2 separate regions of the Mus musculus genome follow, and region 1 is linked to region 2. Evidence: chromatin loops called from intact Hi-C (ENCODE). Cell type or tissue: left cerebral cortex. All regions are shown on one strand. Each heading gives the region's core, and the rest is flanking DNA. Links, peaks and the distances in the headings are about the cores only.

Region 1 (5,430 bases), core at 1-4,000, 170 kb after region 2:
ATTTCACTTTCTAATTTTAAACTTTAGAAATTATATTTGTTTAGTGTGGGCGTGTGTGGAGGGAGGCCAGAGAGTAACATACAGGAGACAGCTCCCTTCCCACCATGTGAGTACTGGGGAAGGTGTTCACGTCATCAGGAATGGAGGGCAAGCATCTGCTGAGTCTCACCAGCCCCTCTCTTCAACTTTTCTAAATTTCTTCTCTCCCCAGAAATTTCCAGACAGGCTCTTGGCATTATTTCTTCTCTCTGACCAGGAGTTCTCACATTCACAAACAACTGCTTACTATACCCAATCCTCAGCTGAGAGTCCCAGACAGAGGAGGGTGCTAGTATAGCAAGCCTTTCACTTTTGAGAGGCATCTTCCAGACTTGCAACACCCTGTTCAGAATCCAGGCTCATCTTTAGATGGTGGTCCCCACCTAGTGGGCACTGGGTGATATCTATACACACATGTGGTAAAATGACCTGGGGTGTCCCTGGAGTGGAGTAAGCAGACCTACGACTCTGCTAAGCATTCTGTAAAGCCCAGCAATACACCCCAAAGAAAGATCCGATCTACAGTACTGAGAAACCATCCTGGAAGTTTCTGAGGAAGCCCCTGCTCCTGGGAGCCTATAGATGCTCCACTGCCCACTTGTTCCCAGGCACTCACCGGAGGCGCACTGTAGCTGGCATGGGGGTTGTTCTGGATCTCCCAGAGCCCCTCATTGAAGCCTTTCCTCTTGTTGGGCTTTCCGTACTTGTCCTTGCACTTATCATAGGGGAACAGGTCCTTGGGTCCCAGGAAGGCCCTGGAGGTAAGAACCATAGGCCAGTTCCAGGTGAGCCAGGTCACCCTGGGAAAAAAGCCAGTCTGTGGGTGAACACTGAAAACCTGGAGGGGACACTTACGTTTCATGCGTTCCAAAGAAGAAGATGGGGTATTTGTTGGGTGGGGGCTTCACGGCACCATCAGCAATGTCATCAATCTGTAGTGTGAGGCAGGCTGGTCAGAGGGCTTCAGGTGTAGGCCAAGAGGCAGCTTTATCCAGACCCAGTTACCATCCAGTTACTTAGGGGGGTTTGGGGTGGGGGGAGGCACACCATGGGAAGACACAGCACCTTCCAAACACAAGTCTAGAGATCTGAACTCAGGTCCACTAAGCTATACATTATCTCCTTAGCCCCTTAATTTGGAATTAATGTTTTTCCTTTTAGACAGTCTCACTATGTAGCCTGGCTGTCCTCAAACTATGTAGACAAAGGTGGCCTGGTACTTGTCTCTGTCTCCTCAGCAATGGGGATTGGGATTGAAGGTAAGTACAACCATGCCTGGCTATGAAACCTGCACACTTATGTGCATCCTACTAACCTGTCTGCTACCCACAGTGATTATCTTTCCACCAAGAAGAAAGCTGGGCCCCCATACAGGTACTTAGGCCGAGCCAGGTCCAGTATAGTCCCCTGAAGCCCCTGGGGTGGGCCTAGGTTCAGCTTCTCCCCACTCCCGGGACTAGCCAATGACTGCCCCTCCTGGAAAAAAGGCCCAGTCTGTTCTTGTCCCAGAGGTAAATCTGGCAGCAACAGGGATGGAGATTTGGGGGAATGAGGTGGAGTGCTGAAGGAGCCAGGCCCAGAGCAACCCGGAAGTCCCACCCTCTTTGTGAAAGCCCATGGGTTCCAGCAGCTGTCAGTCACCTTCCCACAGGATGCTAGTAGCCCCTTCCCCTCCAATCAGGTGCTTGGAACTGTTCTCTCAGTGCTGGAGAAGGCTGGGAAGGGGGAAGGGACAAGAGCTTCATAGAGAGCAGAGGTAGACTAGTGAGGGCAGTGGCCAATGTAAAGTTTTGCTCCCCAGTCACCCCACTCACAGTGGGATTTCCCAGTGTTTAGCCACCCACCTCATCAACGCCGGGGGATGGCTGGATCCTCCCTAGCCTGCTCCTCAAACTCTGGTCCCTGGTGGCTGGATGCAGGATACCAGATGCAGAAGCATCCTCAAACCTGCCCTGCCGAGCCCTGCCAGGCTGCTTCTCCCAACGGTCCCACACCTCAGGAACTTATGGGGCCCTCTGGTCCTGACCTCTAGGAGTTACCTCCTGGGCTGGTTCCTGTTGAGCTTGCTCTTTGGCATCCCCATGGTAACTCCCTGCCGTATGGTCTTCCATTCCCACCCCCATGCAGACACAGCCAATCTAGCCTCTGTACTAAGACCTAGAGGCAACAAAACTCTGTTTCTATGCAACTGAACATGTGCACCAGGACTTGCAACGCTAGCCACCATCTGCACAACAAAAATTCCTTCAGTCCTGACACATGGATGCAGCTAACTTCAGCCCTGGAGTGATCTCTGTCCCAAGTCCTGGGGGCAGCAGAAGCCTTTGGGTCTCCGTGTATGTGCCAATTTTTGCCAGGGCCAGAATTCTACCACCTGCGCACCCAGGCTCTAAAAATCTACACTGCTTGACTCCAGCTTTCTCAAACAGGAAACCTCAAAGCCTCCTACCTCCAGCTTGAAGCTGCCTGTTCTCAGGTAAGCTACATACAGCCCACTGAATCCCTTTAAGGGCCGGACTCCAGGTCCCCAGAAAAGCTTTCTTCCAACCCTTGCCCTCATTTAGGTCATAGAGATAAGGTCCCTTTCCTTCCGCTGTATCCCGCTCCCCCATCCATCACGCGCAGCCTCTCTGGAAGAGACTCTTCCCATCATTTGACCCTTCCACTCCAATCCCAACGTGCCCATGTACCCTTTGAGCCCCACTACATCCCTCAGGCTCCACGACCCTGGGATCCCCTAAACGCATTTCTGACCTCTGGTACATTGGTCTCTCAGGCCCTGGACACCAAACCAAGTGACACAGGTTCCGGAGGAGGTCAAGGCTAGCACCACGGCCGTTCTCTGCAGGACTGTGGGTCTCTGAGACTCAGGACCTCACCATGCAGGTTACTCAGACCAAAACATTGCCACACCTCAATTCCAAAGGACCACGGGTCAGAGCCAGGATCCGGAACAGCGGAACACAAGTCCCTCAGACCAGGGACCTCCCCGAAGACGCACCAGACCCCAGGCACTGTGGTCCCGGAGGAAGGAGATTCCTCAACTCCAGAAAACCACAGTGCAGTCACCTGAGCCAGCAGCCCCAACCTCTCCTCAGCCTCCATTCCAGCCTCCCCGCGCGCGCCCGCCCGCCCGCCCGCCCGCGGCCCCTCTGCTCGGGGCCGCCAACTCCGCCGGGCCCGTCCACTCCACGCGCGGCCTCACCCGGGCCGGCCAGTGCGGGTAGCCCTTCATCTTGGCAAACACCAAGTCCCCGGGCTTGAAGGCGTGCGGCATGCTGTCGGCGGAGGCCCAGGCCGCGGGAAGCAGCAACGGCGGTGAGAGGCGAAGTCAGAGGCGGGAGTCGGACGCCTGAGGGGCGGAGGCGTCCGCACGGGCCGCCGGCCGGCGTCTACTTATTGGGTTCAGCACGACCGGAAGTCCCGCCCTCCCTTGGCTAGGGGCCGCCGTCGCCGTCGCTCATGACCACAGAGACGCGCGCGGGCCAATAAAGGGAGGGGTTGGATCAGAGCTAGTTAACGGGATTGGATAACGGAGCAGAAGCCAAGGGCGTGGACTAGGAGCCAGTGGGTGGGGCGGAGGGTGTCGGAGGTAAAAGACGAAAGGTTTAAGCGGCTACTGGGTGGAGCCTAGAGAGGAATGATGGGCGGGGCTTAGGTTGGGGATCGCTCAGGGGCGTGGCTCGCAGTCAGGATGTGGGGCGGGGTGAAGGGCATTAGACGAATTAGACGCAAAACGGACAGGGGCTTGACAGGGGCGTGGCTTAAGAGCTGCATGAGGCAGTGGCCTGTGGGTGAAAGGAAGACTGAAACTAATGACAAGCAGTGATGGGGCGGGGCCTAGCGAGGCCGGAACATACATAACAGTACTGAACAGGCCTTTGGACTCGGCCAGACGAAATATAAACAACCAATCAGCGTAGAAGACGGATTAACGACAGCCTTCCAAAAGGGCATCAGTGCAACTATGAAGCCCATTGGCTATAGCTCGACCAATGGCTGGACATGAAGACAAGTTCCACAGAACTCAGCAAACTCCCGCCAGGAGTTGGCAGAGGAAGGGGCGGTGATCAAGAAAGGTCAGGGCTGAGAAGGGGGCGGGACAGAGCTCACTTGTTTACTTTCATTATTTAAAATTTTTTTCTTTTTTTGTTGTCTATAATACATTACATATTTTCACTTTATACTTACAGCACCTTTATACTTTGACATTTTGCATTTTAATTATTCTTTTTGTTGTTGTTTTTTTGAGACAGGGTTTCTCTGTGTAGCCCTGGCTGTCCTGGAACTCACTCTGTGGACCAGGCTGGCCTGGACCTCAGAAATCCGCCTGCCTCTGCCTCCCAAGTGCTGGGATTAAAGGCGTGCGCCATCACTGCCCAGCCATTTTAATTATTCTTAATTTTATTTGGAGACAGGGTCTCACTCTGCTGTCCTCACTGGTGAGTGGGGGGTGGGGACAACTCCTTATATAGACCAGACTGGCTTCGAACTCACAGATGTACTCTTGCCTCTGTCTCCCCAGCTCTGGATCAAACATGTGTGCCACCGTGCCCTGCCTTAAAAATCTGTGTGCTGCCGGGCAGTGGTGGCTCACGCCTTTAATCCCAGCACTTGGGAGGCAGAGGCAGGCAGATTTCTGAGTTCGAAGCCAGCCCGGTCTACAGAGTGAGTTCCAGGACAGCCAAGGCTATACAGAGAAACCCTGCCTCGAAAAACAAAAACAAAACAAAACAAAACAAATCTGCGTGCTATGTGTGGGCATGCACGCACATGCTACAGCGTGTGTAGAAATCAGAGGACAGCTTTGTGGAGCCCACCACTCATTTTTTTTTCACCTGAGGCTTACGGGGAAAGTAATTCACTCGATGAGCCATTTCACTAGCCATATTTACTTTACTTAAATGTATACTGATCTTAGTAGTTGTTTATTTTTATGACTGGGTCTTAGCCCAGACTACTTTCTGAATAGCTATGTACCCAAGGCTAAATTTGAACTTTTGATCTCCTGACTTTATTTCCCAAAGGCTTATGTGGTGGTGGGGATGGAATCTGGGTGTTTTGCATGCTAGAGAAGATGAGCTTTTCTCTAAGCCCCATTCCCATGATGCTTATTTCTCTTATTGACAGTGTTGATTACCTACTGTACTTAATGTCACAAACTATTCCATGCTGAGTAAAAAATACATTGGATACCAAGTGTCTCAATTTCCCTAGCTGTAAAATAGGGTCCATAATGAACCATGTCCAATGGGGCCAGGAAGGGTTAGTGACTTCCCTATCTTTTTAAAGTTTTTTTTTAAAGATTTATTATTATACATAAGTACACTGTAGCTGTGTTCAAACATGCCAGAAGAGGGCATCAGATCTCATTACGGGTGGTTGTGAGCC
Region 2 (7,471 bases), core at 1,671-5,670:
CTTCCCCTATCTTGGTTAGAAGCCCATCCCCAGAAGTTATTGGGATACCGGGGACTCCTCAACAAAAGAGGGGTCAGGTCCTCAGCGATGAAGGTGACAGTGTGACAAGTGTGGCACAGATGTGAACCTGGTGGCCAGGTGGCCTGGTCACCATCTGCCTGGCAGTTCCAGCTGTGTCCCAAGGTTGGGAACTGTCTGTCCATCCAGAGGGCGGGACAGAAGGCACCAGTGTCTGCCTGGCTGTGGCTCTTGCAACTGGCTCTGGGCTTTCTTGGGAGATAGTCCTCTCTCTAATCAGCACAGAACTGAGGAGGCTTCCCAGGATCTTGGTCACAGATCTGCACACACAGTTCATGCTGTTCTCAGCTGTGGCCACTGCAAAATACTGGCAACTCTCAACTCAGTCATTACTAAGTCCAACAAACAGAAACCAGTGAAAACAGACAGAAAAACCCTCACAACATGGGCTCCAGGCTGCTGCCCATCTGCTTAGAAAAGGAAAAACCAAATGCAAACATCTAGGTGGTCAGTGCCCACCACAGGAAGGAGACAGCTTTGCTCACTGCAGGACTCTAGGACAGTGCAGAGGCCTCCAGACCCAGACAGAAGCATGCCACTGGGGAGGCTCAGGCATCCGGGTTTTTGTTTTTGCACTTCCACAGAAAAAAAGACCGTCTTCCTACCATGTGACCCTGAAGGCTTCTAGAATCAGCAGCTGGGTTCACTCCAGCAGGCCATAGGGCCTGGATGCTTCTGCTTGGAGGAGTAAGGCCCAAGTGGGCACCAACAGCTGGGCTAGGCTCAATGCAACTGGATGAAGGCCTCCAGCTCCTCTGGGATGAAGCCCTTATAAGGGACCTTGTTCCTGTCCAGGGCACGGGCAGCTAGGCACTGCAGTGTCACATAATTGAAAGGCTGCACGGTGCTCTTAGCCAACAGCTTCGAGTCCAGCAGCTCGTAGGCAGTCTTTTTGAAGGCATTGGTGGCGTCCATGTGGGCCCCAGCTTCGATGAGAGCATCCATGATGGCCGGGCAATTATTCTGGGCAGCGATGTGCAGTGGGGTGTTGTTGTCGAAATCCCTGCTGTCAGGGTCTGCTCCGCAGTCCAACAGCACCTTGACCACCTGCAGCGATGGGAAGACGCCCACACGATACCGGCCCACGTTGGTGGTCTCCTTGTCCACCGCCATGTGTAGTGGGGTGAAGCCGTTTTTACCGCGAGGGGCACACTTGAGCAGGCGGTAGACTGTCTGGTGCTTGAGGTGTTCCTGGCTGGGGGTGCACTCCACCTTCTCCAATAGGTACAGAAGGTGGAGGATGATGGCAATGGCTTTGGTGAACTGTGCGGAGTCACCCGGTTCCTTGGGCAACTGCAGAGCCCGCTCCACTTCCCGAACCCCTTTGCTGAGCACACCCATGAGGTCGGCAAAGCCAAGCTGCATGCCCAGGTTGCCCTTGGCCGAGCGGTCCTGCAGCACGTAGGAGAAGAGCTCTGCAAACGACAGGAAGCTGCTGGCGGTCATGGGGCTCAGGGGCTCCAAGTTGTTTTGTTGCATGTCCAAGGCATACTTCCACAGACGGATACAGCGCTCGAAATTCCCGGAGTCCGCATAGACAGCACCCCGGTACCGTATGTAGTATGAAGTGTCAGGATGTGAGGGGCCCAAGATTCTCTCCCGTATCAGCAGCGCCTGCATCCGCATTTCATCAGGATCTGTAATGAGGGCTTCCAACTCTTGGGGTGTAGTCACCTCCCTGGAATAGTCATAGGCCAGAACCAGTTGCTGGGGCTCCGGCTTAGGGAGGTAGCCTCCACCCTGGTGACGGAGTTCCATCGCCCTTCTCCAGTGCTTCAGGGCTCCAAGCAGATCCCTTTTCTTATCCACGTAGGTGGCACCCAGCAGCTCCAAAGCTTCCACAGCTGCTTCCCGGCTGGTAGGGCAGCAGCTCTCATACGGTTCTGCTTCTTCTGGGGTGGAGCAGTGGTTTCCTGCCACCTGGGAGGAGCCTTCCCCGGGAAGCTCTGTCCCTGAGAGCTGCTCGTGGCCCGGCTGTTCCTGGATGAGGTACTCCACGATGTTGGTGTGCCCGGTGACGCTGGCGGCCAGCAGCGGGGTCATGCCATAGCCGTCGCGCTCCATGCGCGCGTGGCAGCCCAGCAGCAGCTGTAGGATCTCCAGGCTGCCAGATTCTGCACAGTCGTGCAGGGCGGTGTTGCCCTTGGCGCTGCGCCGGTTCACCTGTGCGCCGCGCTCCAGCAGGTAGCGCGCGATCTCGCGGTGGCCCTTGTAGCAGGAGATCATAAGGCACGTGTGGCCGTGGCGATTGGCCACCTCCAGGTCCGCCTTGTGCTCGCCCACCAGGTAGCGTACCACGTCCAGGTGGCCGTCGAAGCAGGCGGCGCGCAGCGGCGTGGAGTTGGTGCGCGTGGTGCGGTTGACCGAGGCGCCTCGGCGCAGAAGGCTACGCACCACGGCCAGGTGACCCGCGGCCGACGCTGCCCAGAGCGGCGGCGCGCCCTCGATGGTCTCGCCATCGAAGTGCACGGAGCCGCTCGCCTCCACGCTGGCGCCGCAGTGGTCCACCAGATACTCCACCACGTCTAGGTGTCCACGGCGCGCTGCGATTAGCAGTGGCGTGCCACCGCCGGCCACCTCACCCAGCAGCTCCTCCAGCTCCTCACGCCCACGGCCGGCCAGCAGCTTCTGCAGCAGCGGCAGCTTGCCGTCGTGCGCCGCATTGTACACCGCTGTGTGCAGATCCATGCTGGAAGCCTCGCTGCTGGATCTAGCCGGGCCGCCGGTCGCCAGAGACAACCTTCACCTTCTCCCGGGCTGTCATCTTAGCGGGTCTCCGGGAGGAATAAAATGGCCGCCGCGAAGGGGCGAGGACAGAGTGTGCACAGGCATGCTGGGAAATGGAGTCCTATGAGCGATCGCCCGCCGAATGATACTGGAATCAGAAAAGCGAAAAAACTACATTTCCCGAAAGGGATAGGGGGGAACCGGTGACAGGACGGCAATTTCCGCCAAGCAAGGCCAATGGTTAGTGCGATCCTTGGGAAATGTGGTGACATACTTCCTGGTATTGACTCTAAGGCGGAGATTGCCGGCAGCATGTTCTCACTCAGTTCCCAAAAGGACGTCTCTCAAAAGGGTCTCAGTTTTCAATTCCTACCATGCAAGTCTATAAAGTTGTATGTGACCCTGAGTATTTGATGACATACTTCCGGTTACTGTCACTGACACAGACTCTAGACAGGGCAAGAAGTCCGAGCTTTAGCTCGAAGAATACTGGGCGAGGTACCATTGAAAGACTACAGTTCCCATCATGGAAATACACCATGTTTTGAGGGGCTCTGAGCAGCTTGGCCAGGTGATAATGTGCATTCTGTCATTCATGTCAGAATCCACAGGAAAACATGAAGTGGGGGAAAAAGGAATTCGCTTCCCACAGCGCCGTGGGGCACCCGCGAGACGAAATGTAAATAAAAAGCCTCCCTTCGTATCGGGCAAGGCTCGGCGGCCCTTGCGGACGACCCAGGGTAGCGTGGTGCTGTACTTCCGGTTTTCGAGGTCGCGCAGGCAGGAAATGAATGGGCCTCCGCCTCCTTTGCGGACTACATTTCCCAGCGGGCAACAAAGGCAACTCCCAGCCAATCCGGAGCGAGGTGGAAGGCGAAGGGCTTCTACGAAAGGCTTGCTGACCAGCAGGGGGCGCGCGCCGAGTGTAAGATCTTGAGCTGGCAGCGCACCCCAACTCGCCTTTAGCTATTTGCAGAAATGTTAGGCAGTCTCGATTTTCACGTTAGCTTTTCTTTTTCTTTCTTTCTTCTTTTTTTAAGGAGCCACATGCGGGGCTAGAGAGATGGCTCAGTGGTCAAGAGCACTGACTACTTATCCAAAGGACTCTGGTTCAATTCCCAGCACCCACATGGTAGCTCCCAACTGGTCTGTAATTCCAGTTCAAGGGATCTTACACTAATGCACATAAAATAAAATTAAATAAATAAAAAATTTAAAGGCCACATGCTTTCCCTCCATCCGCCAAGGCCAGCAGAGGGCGTCGGGATCTTTGCCGCTGGAGTTACTGGTGGTGTGCGCATCCCTATGGTTGAGAGTCACAGCTGAACCACTGCTCCAGTTCCTCAAGGTCTTTTTAAAGATCAGTTTGAGGTAGGATTTCATGTAGCTCCGGTTGATGTCAATTCCCGGGACCCTCGTGATGGAAGATGAAAACTGATTCCCAAGGGCTGTCCTCTGACATCCATACATGTTCTGTAGCACATGGACACACACAGAGAATAAGAAAAATAAATGTAGTTTAAATTTGTATTATTGTGTGTGCACACACACACCGCAGCACAGGCACAGAGATCTGAGGACAACCCTTGGGAGTCATCCTCTTCCACCGTGTGTGCGTCCTGGGGCTCAAACTCAGGTCATCAGATTTGGCAGCAAGCACCTTTGCTTGCCTAACCACCTCACTAGTTGTTTTTCTTTGTTTTCAATATGATTTGTCTTTCTGTACTCCCTCAGGCCTGCAGTGAGTCAGCTCCAAGGAGACTGGGGGGGGGGGGGGCTGTGCTGGTGGCCACTCCAGCTCCTGTCTGCACCTTGTGTCTATCCATACCTCAGCCTGTCTCTGCTCTGCATAGCTCCTCTTCAGCTTCTGACATTTGCTTGTCTTGCACAGGCTGCTTGCCCCTGGCACCCCACTGCGTGTGAATAGCCATAAGCCACCTCGGAACCCCTGACCAGCAACTCTCATGTAGAGCCACAGCTGAGCCTCTGGCACGCACTAGCCATGCAAGAGACTCAGACAATTAGAGCTTCACCAGGGCTCTCCCACTAGGTGCATATCTCCAGGCTGTGGTGGCACAGGTGCATGCCTTTAATCCCAAAACCCAGGAGGCAGAGGCAGTTGGATCTCTGAGTTCGAGGCCAGCCTGGTCTAGAGAGTGAGTTTCAGGAAAGCCAGGGCTACACAGAGAAACTGTCTCAAAAAAAAAACAACTATATATTTATTATTGTTTATTTATATTGGTTTATGTACACATATACATGTGTATATATTTAATATTTTTAAAGATTTATTTATTTATTATATGTAATACACTGTAGCTGCCTTCAGACACTCCAGAAGAGGGCGTCAGATCTTGTTACGAATGGTTGTGAGCCACCATGTGGTGGCTGGGATTTGAACTCAGGACCTTTGGAAGAGCAGTCGGTGCTCTTAACCGCTGAGCCATCTCTCCAGACCCTTAATATTTTAATACGTATGTTCTTAAGCACCCAGAAAGTAGAAAAGGTGGTAGCACAGATCCCAGAGTTGCCAAGCCCAGGCTGGGAGGACCTGCTCATTCTCTAAACAGTTGCTGATGGGGTTTGGGGAGGAAAGGAGCTTAGAAGCTGGGCGGCGGCAGCCAGGACCAGGCTCCAGGAGGAAAGTGGGGAGGCCCATGGAACGGTACACCAATATGCAATTCATATCTTCCCGGTCAATCACAGACCAACGGCTTCAACACTGAGCGGTTCTCCTGGTGTTGAAGATGGACCCCAGGGCCTCTGCCGATGCTTGGCATGTGCTCTCCACTGAGCCACCTGGACACATTATGTAATCGTAAAAAAAGATTTTATTTTTATTTATATGGGTGTCAGTGCAGGTACCTTTATAGGCCAAAGGGGGGTGGGCATCAAGTTCCCTGGAAGTGGAATTACAGAGGGTTAAGCCGCCATGTGGGTGCTGAAGCTAAAGTTTATCATCCTCAAGAGCAGAACAGGCTCTAAGTGCTCATCCATCTCTTCTACCCTGGAATATGCCATTTTAAAACACATCTTCGTCTGTGAGCACACACATGTACTTGCATGCAAGGCCAGAGGTTGTTAGGGCTCTGCCCATCCCTCTTCCACCTTAGTTATTAAAGTAAGCTCTCTCAATCAAATTTAGAGCACAGAGACAAGTCTGGGCTCAGCATCCAGTCTCTGCCATCCATGGCAGGTGCATTCCCACAGCCACTCAGAGTCACAGTTAGCCATGATTTCTTTTTTCTTTTAAATATATTTTTTATTAGGTATTTTCCTCATTTACATTTCCAAAGCTATCCCAAAAGTCCCCCATACCCCCACCCCCAGCCATGATTTCTTAATGAGCACCTTGCCTGGTCCTCTAAAGGTTCTTTCTTATATTGCTTCCAAGTTTGCATATGCATATGCATATGCATGTGCGTGTGTGTGCATGCTGGAGTCAGAGGGCAGCTTGGGAAAAATCCACTTTCTCTTTCTACCATGTGTGTCTGTGGGTCCTAGGAATCAGTCTTGGATCTCACTATACAGCTCAAGCTAGCCTCTAATTCATCCATCATTCCCTTGTGTTCTCTGTGCACACAGATCCTGGGCCCCTTCTTCTCTAGGGAAAGATCCCAGTGCTGAGAGCCCCACAGGTCCCAGTCAGTGGCCTCTTGGCTCCTTCAAATACAGCTGGATTTAAACACTTTTGCATTTAGATGTTTTCTTTTTCTTTTCTTTCTTTTTTCTTTTTCTTTCTTTTTTTTTTTTGTTTTTTGTTTTTTTTTGTTTTTTTGTTTTTTGTTCTTGTTTTTTTTGAGACAGGGTTCTTCTGTATTGCCCTGGCTGTCCTGAAACTCACTCTGTAGACCAGGCTGGCCTGAACTCAGAAATCCGCCTGCCTCTGCCTCCCAAGTGCTGGGATTAAAGGCGTGCACCACCACTGCCCGGATCTTTTCTTTTTTCTAAAGATGTGTTTATTTTTATGAGTACAATGTAGCTGTCTTCAGACATACCAGAAGTAGGCATCAGATCTCATTACAGATGGTTGTGAGCCACCATGTGGTTGCTGGGAATTGAACTCAGGACCTCTGGAAGAACAACTAGTGCTCTTAATCACTGAGCCATCTCTCCAGCTCCTAAATGTTTTTTTTTTTTTTAGACTGTGTCCATCTTGCCATGGTTCTGCACACCTGTCATCCCATCAATGGGGTGCATGGGAGGGATGAGGCTGGAACATGATGAGCAGCTTAGCCTGGGATACAGCAAGACTGTCTCAAATTTTAAAATTGTGTCTGGGTTTGTGAGAGGGCTTCGGGGCCAGCATGGCTTACAGAGTAAATTCTAGGACATCCAGGGATACACGAGAAACCCTGTCTTGATCCCCAACCCCCAAAAACTACGTTGAATCTGGACTGATATACCTCCCCCCTTCACTTTTGTTTTTCTTCTTCTTCTTTTTGTTTTAGACAGGATGTCACTATGTAGCCCTGGATGGCTGTTAACTCACAGAGAGCCACCTGCTTCTGCCTCCAGAATGCTGGGGTTAAAGATTGTAGCACCAGGACTGCAGATACATTCTCTGCCTTTATTCCATAGAGGATGCAGCAAAACAGTCAAAGACATATTATTTACATTGTAGCCAGTACTGAGTCAGACAGAGAAGGTTGAATTCCTGTGATGA

The links. A loop is a pair of places that touch in the nucleus more often than their neighbours do. Peaks named below come from ENCODE experiments on the same cell type or tissue, not always from the same donor. Only the 100,000 strongest peaks of a DNase experiment are listed, where the experiment ranks them.
Region 1: it touches region 2 in a loop (2.9-fold over the local background); 1 of 42 quality-filtered maps calls a loop at or near these places.

Annotation. Positions count from the first base shown.
Region 1 is chr17:56,077,641-56,083,070 of GRCm38, reverse strand. It overlaps Hdgfl2 (HDGF like 2), which reads right to left and starts at 3,440. Exons shown (of 16, transcript NM_008233.4): 1 at 3,245-3,440; 2 at 895-971; 3 at 656-794. The coding sequence starts at 3,316. It also overlaps a transcript of Ubxn6 not described here. In left cerebral cortex, for the core only: a CTCF peak has its summit at 1,953; DNase peaks (open chromatin) are centred at 1,687, 1,990, 2,992, 3,717 and 1 more place; H3K4me3 peaks cover 2,686 bases; H3K27ac peaks cover 1,119 bases.
Region 2 is chr17:56,252,204-56,259,674 of GRCm38, reverse strand. It overlaps Fem1a (fem 1 homolog a), which reads right to left and starts at 2,882. Exons shown (of 1, transcript NM_010192.4): 1 at 1-2,882. The coding sequence starts at 2,766. The coding sequence ends at 802. In left cerebral cortex, for the core only: CTCF peaks have their summits at 3,506 and 3,706 (motif pointing right); DNase peaks (open chromatin) are centred at 2,980, 3,353, 3,654, 4,050 and 2 more places; H3K4me3 peaks cover 2,361 bases; H3K27ac peaks cover 2,738 bases.